2 separate regions of the Homo sapiens genome follow, and region 1 is linked to region 2. The links are chromatin loops, found by intact Hi-C in ENCODE. Cell type or tissue: heart right ventricle. All regions are shown on one strand.

The links. Hi-C counts contacts between places; a loop is a spot of excess contacts. Peaks named below come from ENCODE experiments on the same cell type or tissue, not always from the same donor. Only the 100,000 strongest peaks of a DNase experiment are listed, where the experiment ranks them.
Region 1: it touches region 2 in a loop (2.9-fold over the local background); 8 of 110 quality-filtered maps call a loop at or near these places.

The regions. Positions count from the first base shown.
Region 1 is chr4:141,000,667-141,005,666 of GRCh38, reverse strand. The region is part of intron 1 of RNF150 (ring finger protein 150); the gene reads left to right. Among named protein-coding and RNA genes, the nearest start is that of RNF150, 130 kb to the left of the region's middle. In heart right ventricle, no CTCF peak of the experiment used is centred here; a DNase peak (open chromatin) is centred at 2,959; H3K4me3 peaks cover 636 bases; H3K27ac peaks cover 4,045 bases.
Region 2 is chr4:140,859,186-140,864,185 of GRCh38, reverse strand. RNF150 (ring finger protein 150) reads left to right here. Exons shown (of 7, transcript NM_020724.2): 7 at 1-4,379. Among named protein-coding and RNA genes, the nearest start is that of TBC1D9, 110 kb to the right of the region's middle. In heart right ventricle, a CTCF peak has its summit at 2,645 (motif pointing left); a DNase peak (open chromatin) is centred at 2,642; H3K27ac peaks cover 1,340 bases.

The DNA.
Region 1 (5,000 bases), 140 kb before region 2:
ACTCAATTTGTTGTAGCCACATTTCTCATAGGTTTTATCTGCAATTCAGGAAAAATATTCTAAGTACTTGTGCAGTGCATAGACCCTCATACCACCTTAAGGAAGCTTACTTATCCTACAGTTCTGGTCCCTGAAAACAATGCTTTCTCTCTTAGCAGGCCTAATTGTAGCATTGGTCCTGCCTGGTTTTTCCTCCTATCTCTTGGGTATATCTTTTCTGACTCATCTGTAGGCTCCTTCTCCTCTGCTTAACACCGAATATGGAATTCCTCAATACTTGATCTTAAGCCACCTTCTCTTTTCTCTTTATTCCATTTGCCTGTTCAACCTCATCCACATCCATGCATCAAGTGATAGCTTCAAATTTACATCTCCCCTCCTGAGCTTCTCTACAGAATCATCCACTCAGTATCTCTACTTGGATTTCTCAAAGTCACCCCAGACTTAGCATGTCCAAAATATATCTTCTACTCCAAATATGGATATCTTCTATGCTCCCTAACTTGAAGAATGGCTCCTCTACCATCTGTCCCAGTGGGCAAATCAGAAATCATGGGGTCATACTTGACAACAACCGCTCCCTCATTCTTCCTCCCTCATATCCTGTCTCCTGCCAAGCCCTGTTAGTTTTACTTCCTAATCTCCCCACTTCTCCCCAACGCTCTCTGAACATGCCATGCTGTTTCTTGGCATGGAGTCTTTGCCCATGTTGTTTGTTGAAACAAGAATCTCTTAATTGAACTTCTCTTTTTTTAATAAAAAAGGAAATAATCCATTGTAGTTACTGATTTGTCAATTCTTTCTGGCCTGGATGGAGACATGTACAGAGTAGATATTTGTTAACTTCTGTTAACTTCCTAGTTGAAAGCAATTTCTAGTGACAACCAGGATTAATGGTTATATTATGATGGCACTAACCTTGAAGTCCATATGTCTCAAAGACAACTTCTTATAAAAATAACCTAGTGGGGATGATTTTTTAGTTACAAAATATGTAAAGGATTATTATAAGATATAGAATTGATGACACAAGGGTCATTGGTCAGAATCCTGTCTCCATACTCACCTAGGTCTGTAGCCTCTTATGGGAGAGTTCTCACCAACAACTGCATTTCTAGAACATTTTCAGACATAATTCTGTTAGCAATGTCTAAATAAGATAATGTGGAAAATTATAGACTTTAGAGTTCGAGAGGTTATAATTTCCTGCCTCTTCATTTTTCTTCTGCTTCCCACCCTCCATCTCTGCTGAGAAATCTCCTACTCATTCTTCTGAGCTCAGCTTTAGTGTCAATTTCTCTCCAGAGCCTTTCTTGACTCCTAACCCTACATCAGGCTCCTTTCTAGAACATTGCCAGGGAATCTCATTCCTTTCCTTCTTGTTAGTTGTCTCAGTTTGTAATTGTACATTTATTGGTGGAGTTTTTTTTTTTTTTTACTAACATCTGTTCTTCCCACTAAAGTTTAAACCCCCATGAAAGTAGGGATCATGTATTTTTGTTGTTGTTGTTCGCCATTGTAGCCATAGAGCCTAGCATGGCACCGTGTAAATGCTCAATAGAAGTTCGTTAAATGCTCTTGAATGAGTGAACTGAAACCAGTATAGAACCACTGTAGCAGGTATAATTTTTTTAGTAGACTGAATTCAGAATCTGACTTGGTTTCTGGTATACAACTTCCTAACCCCAATCCTTCCAGTCACTTGAAGAATTGTCCTTCCTCTCCTGATGCGGGTGGGCTTCTCCTAACCGCAGGCCATTCTGAAATCTTAGCTGCTGGTACTATTCAGATGGTCCAAGTCAAAGACTCACTCAAGGAAGATGAGAGTGAGGAAATCTGTAAGGAGAAGAGAATGTAAATAGAGTGCTGGGCAAAAATGGGGATAAAATTCTTAACTTCTATCATCTGTAGTCCTGACCAGGATTCTCCTCTCTGGTAGAGAAAAAAGTTCAGTTTTGCAGCTTTTCTCTTTCTCTCACATGATCAGTAGATGCATCTATGACTTTCCTCCCCTTCCCTTGGATTTCAGGGATTGTGGGGAGAACAGAGTGTGCACACGTGTGTGTGTGTGTGTGTGTGTGTGTGTGTGTGTGTGTGTGTACGTGCTAGGGATTGGGTGAATGTTGAGAATTGGAATGTGGGAAATGTTACCAAAGTAGAGAAAGGCAGTGGGAAACGTAAGAGAGCAAGAAAGTAGAAGCCATTTATGTTCTTTCTCTTACTTTCTCATTCCTGATGCCATCAGTCCACTCGATGGACTTTGGCAAACAGTCTGAAGTTGTGTGCAAGGGTTGTAGTTCAGTCCAATATCAGTATGTGTTGGGGTGGAGAGGCACTGCCTAAGTTAGTCTCCTGTGTATCCTACGAGTACATGTACTTTTCCACAATGTAAATTAATCCTGAAAGCAAAGCTAGCACACATTGTAGTACTGTTTTGTATCATGTATTTATTCCCTAAAAATATTCCCATGGCCCTTTCCTCTTAAAATTCAATTCTTTATTCATTATTTTTACCTCTCCTGCTTGGCCCAATAAGTAATAAGTAGTTTTTTGTTGACTCAAGAAATATCTTTATCAGGCAGAAAGAGAAGCTGAGTCTGTAAATTAATTACAATCACTTTACAGTAGTGGTGGCAAACCTACCTCTTTGTTAATTCTTTCAGCAAATATATTTTAAGCATTTGCTGTGTGTCAGACAGTGCTATAGGCACTAGCTGTACAGTGGTGAATACTTCAGTTAATGTTCTTAACTTTTGGAACACAGAGAGCTCTCCTTGAAAAGCTTAAAAGTCACAGAACTAGAAGAGACCTTAAAGCTGACTTCATTATTGGGAAAACAATGGCTCAGTGAGGGAATGTGCGCTACCCAGGTTGGCAGAGCTGAAGCTAGAACAAGAACACAGGTCATTTTGCCCAGGCTTCCCCCTGCAGCTCGTCACTTCTGCACTATATCTGGCTTGGTTATAAGCTGCAGGCCCTGTTCAAATCATAGTCATAGTCATGTCTCTTGGTGCATGCAGCGGTCCTTCCTAAAAGGTTTAGCAATTTGTCAGTGGTATTAGGCCAAATGGTATTATTTTTAAGGCAAGACCAGAAAGGAGATGTATTCTGTTAGCTGCGAAGCATATTGAGCAACTCACAGGGGAAGTATTTCCATAAGACAGAAATAGTGAGTGTTTATATAACCACATCATTTTGACCCAAGCTCTTAATCGTTCAGTGTGGCAAAGCTTAAGATAGTGAGGAGAGGAAGAAGGTGGGGGAGGCAGATGGATTAAGGGTTGACATCATAGATCTGTTCTTAGAATGAGAGGCTGTTGATAGAACTCTGGTAGGAGCCAGATAACCTGTCCTGGTGTGAGCTTAATCAAGTACAATAAAGACTGTGTAACATACTACTTTGCAAGTAAAAAAAAAAAATCTAGGAAAACCCTGGTAAAAAGCATTTCTAATATTCAAAATTGTAACTCTTTAATTAATGCTGCTTTGACTATATAATAATCTGTAATGAAATTATTTGGTTTCTCTAAGCAGAACTGAGATATTTTATTTCCCTAACCTAAATTGGGAACTCATACCATGAAATGATTTCAGGTGATATGTGGACCAATATTATAAATATACATAGATACATATACATATATACATACACATTAATCACATCAAACTGATTACTCCACAAATGTTATTCACTGATATGAAAGTAAAAGTGAGTGAATTTAAAGAAAAAATATATGAGCTTTTCTTGTAAACTGCTTAAAATAATTGTTACTAATAAGCGTATACAAGTTATTTAACAAAATCTGAATGGATTTAAATTGATATCATTTTTAAAATTTTGAACTATGGTTTTAAAACATCCTGATTTTTCAAGAGGCTTTCCCAATAAAAAGAGAATACTCTATAATATGTAATCCCTATTGCTCCTTTTCCATTTATTTCCTCCATTAAACATACTTACTCTTTGTGCTTACATCTAATACAAATAGCATGGTTTGTCTTAGATGTAAGCACATGGTACAAACCATGCTATTTGTATTAGATGTAAGCACATGGTTTTGGATATGGTTTTAAACCAGAGGCAGGAAAATATATTTTGTCAAGAGCAGAAAAAGAATTAATGAAAGCTTGTAAAAAGAAGATCCCAAAGACCACCTGTCATTCAATTTGGTTTTATTTTTAATCCTTAATTTATTTTATCTTCTTTTATAATTAAAAATAGAAAACACAAGTCTTTATTCAGTAATGACTAAAGCTGAACAAACAGGAGAGAAAGGAGTAGAGAAGACAAATGAAGAGGGAGGGAGAGTACAAGAGTAGGGAAAATGGGGAAATGTAAGGAGATTGACAATGATGAAGAAGAGAGGTATACATAAAACAATATCCAGAGAAAAGAGGGAGAAAGAGAGGTTTTGATGGAATAACACACAATTCAATTTATTATGAGGTACTACATTTCCAGTTAGACATTTAAAGATGTATTGTATTTTTACAACGATAGGCATAAATGAGAAGATAATCTTTTGAAAGTTTTCCATAAACCTGATCAAGTACAGATATGGGAAATATCTGGCTTATATCTTAATGTGTTGAATCTGTGCATCTCCAACATCTATTCAACATTATTTGATTATAAGTAAAATTACGCTGATTTGTTTAATTCTTTTTCTCTGTAGCAATTTTCAAAGACCACAAATAAATTAGCTCTAAATGAGCCATTCTATTCAAAATTATTTTGACATAGGACTTATAAAACTCAGCTGAAAAGGTTTTATACTGTCATACTTATTTATATTTGGTACCATTTGTGATTCTAGCAAGTTGAAAAAACTTCCAAATGAGGATGCCTGTCAAGGAGTTAACATTTACGTGGCCTCCCTCCCAACAAAATCCACATTGAAATATGACATTTTAGGCAGCAACATTTTTGGCATGTGAGGAGACACATTTATAACGAATCCCATTACCTCTGCTTTGACCTAAGTGTGTGCCAAGAACAA
Region 2 (5,000 bases):
TGGTAATGATCAGAATCATGGAGGCAAAGCTCTGTCCAAAAATGTTCATTTTGTTTTGTTTTGTTTTGTTTTCTTGTTTTTAACATTTCCTTCATCCTGGTGAAATATCCTGGAAATTCATAGATCTGGGTTTGGTCATTTCAAAGCTCACCATGCCCAGTGGCCATTTCAGTTACTGCCCTGACATCCCTGAGGCTACCATACTCTCAAAACCAAATCAATGCCAGTGATCTAACATAGGATTCTTTCTTATTTATGAGTTTTGTTTAGATGGATATTTTTGCAGAGCATAAAAAATTAAATGACATTTAGTTATCCATTGAATGTATCACCCTGACTTAAAAAAAAATCCTTAAATCAAAACTTTTCAAAAAATCTGGGCTATGGAGTCACTCCCTCTGTGGAGCGAGAGCCCAGTCTTTTCTGGTACTAAGGCCACAGAGGCAATTTCCAGTAGCATTTTTATATCTTCTCTAAGTTTCTTTTCCTTTTCTGTCTGTATCTGTTTTTCTCTGACTGCCTATATCTTACTTTGTATACCCATACATAAATTATTTTCCCATCTTCTCTCTTCCCCTTTTTTTCTGATTTGTTTTCTCTCTTGCAAGAAACTCTGAAATAACCTTCAGAACACAAAAAACTGGAGGTTCTATACCTACAGAGTCATTATCATTATTGTGATTACCATTGTTACTGTTGTTGGTGTTTTTCCTCTTTTTATTGTGTAGCAATATCCATATTCACTTCTGATGAGGCAAACCTGTTTACTATAAACCAATGTCCTCCCTAAAGGAGTCAGTTTCATTTTCACTTCTCACATCACCAGTTGTATCGCAACCCATCTTACAACCATTGCCATGTTTTCAGGCTTCCTTGCCATAAATGTTTTCTGGGCAAATAATGGCAAAGCAACAATTCCAGAATGCTGTCTAGATCTGCTTTCTCCCACCCTCAGCATTTGACCCTCCTCATTCGCCTGAGCCCCCAGGGTTAGGATTTCTTGGAAAAACTTGTATACTGTACCTGATGGAATGCCCATTCTTCCTAACTACTTAGCACAAGTGCTTGCTCATCGTAAGTGATCTGAGGGCCACTAATTCCTGAAGACTGACAAAGAGACACGAAGAGACTACCCTCTTAAGATGGGGATGCATGGTTCTTCATGCAGTGCTCTTGGCCACCGAGGTCCTTCATCCATGCCATTGCATGGATGAATACGTTTGATGTTGGCAGTTAAAATGGGATGGGAGTGTCACCCTGCAGGAAGTAAGAAAAGAGGATGGCAGGATCTCTGATCAGGGAGCTGGTCAAAGCAGGGCTGGAAAGCTTCTGTGCTTAACAAAATGTGCGTGCTGTCCCCAAGTAAATGCTCATCCCTAGGTTTAGAGCTGACCTGGGTTTTGGGGAGTTTGTATTTTTAAGGAATTAAATACTCATGAGTTAAAATACTCATGATTGCAAAGAAGGTCTGGATTGCCTGAAAAATAAATTAATTCTAAGAAGCTAATATGAGTTTCTCATCATCCCTTAGCTCTTCCTTTTCCCTCCTTTTGTCCTCACTCAACCCCAGACCCTGTGTAATAGGAACATTAATTTTTAAAGACCCACAGATCAATAGCCACACTCTTCCACTCTACACCTTTTATTGACACCAAGTTATCATCCCAGAACTAATGAAGCAAGTCCAGATGCTAGACGTGGCCCCTTAATATCGAGCAATTTGATTGCAATCCTGCTTGTTCTACAAGAACCTGCTAAGGTCAGTCACATCTCTCTTCACCTGCCTTGAGTGCTTCATAATCACGTGGCTTTTTCAGGAATTTCAGTGATCAAAGATCTTCTAATTCTGTGCTACCACTGACGTTTGCACTTAATACAGAGCCATTTGCTCTGTGGCCACCTGATAAATATTTGCTGATGATAAGACAAAAATATACACGTCTATTAAGAGGTCTGCAATGTCTGAACACAGTGAGGGAGAAAAATCCTTAGAGAAGGTCGCTTAATCTCAATTACCCAAAGTCATTGCTTGGCAGAATATCTGTGGTCTGTTATCCTTAGTGAAGTGACAGGCTTGGAGAAGCAGGGTAATGTGGGGACCATGTGTGCTATATAAACCAAAGACTGATCACCATCCAAATGAACACATGTTTCTTCCATTGACTAGTTGAATTTTCTCCCAATGTTCTCATAAATAAAAGCGAAGGTGGGTTGCATGGTTGAATGAAACCATTAAACCTTATGGGGTTTTCTGTTGCAGACTGTTGATTGACCTTACTAAATCCCGAAATCTAAAAAATGAATTGTGGCCTTAGTACCACACCATCTTTAAAGTCTAGTGTTTAGTCCCCTTTTCCTTCAAAACTTTCCAACAAATCTAGCGCTTTACTGAACTCAGAACATTGTTCTCTTTGAGAATGTGAAGATTTTAAATAGCCAAAGAATTTTCATGTATAAGAGCTAGCTAAATATAGTATATCCTGCTCTTTCGAAGAAGATACAAAACTGTTGCCTGTACTAATGGGTATAGTAGAGCAGTTGAAGAACTAACACATACATGGACTTTTCGGTCTGAATTTGTGTTGGCATCCATGGTACTTACTGTTCAGTAGGATGTTATTGCAAGGAGCAGAGTGCCCTCTGCTGGAGTAATCGCAATTATTCTTGCAGCAGATTAATTTGACTTGGGTCATGAATTCAACAACCAGTTACTTGCCTTTCATCATACAATTTCTTCGGTAGTTGAGAATTTGGTCTACATTTATCAAATGAGGAAAGAGTGTCACAAACTCTAAAAAGCTGAAGGAGACCCCACAGATCTTCTCACTGTCAGCAGCCCTTACTTCTGCAAAATGTTGAAGGATAATGTTGCTCTGTTTGCAAAGAAGATGCCTCTGGCTAGAATGTTTGTGCAGTTATAAGCAAGGGACTGCTTGTTTTTGTAAGTTATCTCAACTTTATTCTTGTGAAATTGCAAAGGAAGATCAATAAAAAGACTTCATATGAATGTAAATGGTGTGAAATACTGATGTGTTTTGTACATGTACATAATATATTTACTTCCTGCTTTCACATTAGTAATCTGAGATGGTTCTACCATTTTATAATTAGAAGGAGATGTAGGGGTGGGAGTGGGGAGGGACTGTTATTTTTATAGAGGGGTGTCCCTTACATTTAGAAAATGAAATAATTTTGTATTTGTGAAAAGTTACATTCCATCCATTTTCTGGAAAAAAAAATGGGTATTGTTCTTTAAAATGTTCATGAGCTGGGAGGATGATTATTCTGGTTTCCAGGGGAAACTCTCAAGCAGTACATATGTGATACTCAGTTTTGTAGACTGCAGACAATAACCAGCAATTGCCAGTTGCAAAAATGTGAAAAAGAAATAACTTATTTTAACCACTTTGTACAGCATATTATTTCCCACTAGAAAAAAATCTGCAAATAATGAATTTACAATTATAAATAATCAGACATGACATCATAAATCAATCTTCCTCCCTACTAGCAAGAGGAAATTCCAATGGCTTTTTTTCCATCCTAACACAAATTACTTTTATTGTAAACAAATGCTTGCAACAAAATGCTTTTGTTGTAAAATGATTGATGTTGGGGTAAAGTCTACTTAGCTTCCCCACAAGGTCTTTCTGGCTAGTCTGCAGGTAGTAGATGATGGTTCCATCTCGGCATTGTCTATCCTCTCCATATTCAGACTGTGTGACTGAGCTTCCTTGATTTATATAGCATCTGACCCAAAATCACAAAAAAGTCACTCCTGATGACATTTGCATGGGGAGTCTTTCATTTGGACTTCAGTTCTTAATTGCCGAAATAAGTACTAGTGAATTATGTAGCGTTTTTACCCAAAACTAATCTTCTGTACAAAGTTGTGTGCATATTGAGATGATTAGTTAAGGCAGTGTAGTTTTTTAAATTTTTTCTGTATAAATTTCTTTCCTTCTTCCCCACCTCAGGCACCTACCCTACTCCTTTCAGAGCACTTTATATCCCTCTTGAAATACAAAGAAATTGAAAAAAAAAAAAAAGTAACTGTCTTTAAAGGAATTTGTCTTCTATTAGGAGACACAGACTTTTATTTTGCTTTATTCTATTCTCTTTGTACTTGGAGAGCGTAATCAACTTGTCTCATAATGGGCTAGTGATGAAACAAGGGTGATAGTTGGAAACAGTCATTACAACATGGTTATTTTTGTTATATAGAAGACTATCATGTAAATAAGTGCAATCGTGTTCTTACGTACTGGCTAAAAAAAAAATATTGCAACTATAAGGATTTTTAAATGAGGGTTGTGAATTCCAGGAAATTTCACTGCAAAATTTCTTTTGGTTTTGTTTTTTAATAAAATGGAACCAGATGCTTGTGTCTGTGTCATCTGTATTCCCTGACTTTGTTGCCTATCCCTGAGTTGCAGAGGTGGTGCTATGGATTTCAAAACATCATATTTATTGTTAAATCACAATTATGTCCAAAGACCAAGGATAATAATAGCTTCCTTATTTTTCTCAGGTAAGTCAAGTGGCAGGCACCAACCTTCTCTTAGCTCTGCTGTTCTAAGGGAATTAAGAGATTTTAGCAATTCTGAAGAAGAATGGCTGTGAAATGAGCTTGAGGTGTAGTCTGGCAAGAACTGAGCACTATGCTTATGGACTATCTCAGGCAAGTTTATACTAGGCAGAGTTATACCATGGGGTCTGCCAGATGGGCTGGGGCAGACAGATTTCTTCTTTATATTTGCTAGTATATTTCTAAAAGATTTTAAATAGCAATTCCTTGGGATTCGCAAGGGAATATGAAGAAAATTTAAAAGATGGAGCCTGCTGGCCTGGGAAGGTGGAAAAGGAAGGCAGGAAAGGAGAATGGCCCTCTATTCATTGGCCTCACCTACTGGAACCTGGTAGGCCTTTGGTTGTGGCCTAGCCCCCCCGTGCCTGGCCCAGCCGAGACTCCTGACACATGCACTTGAGGAGCAGCCAGG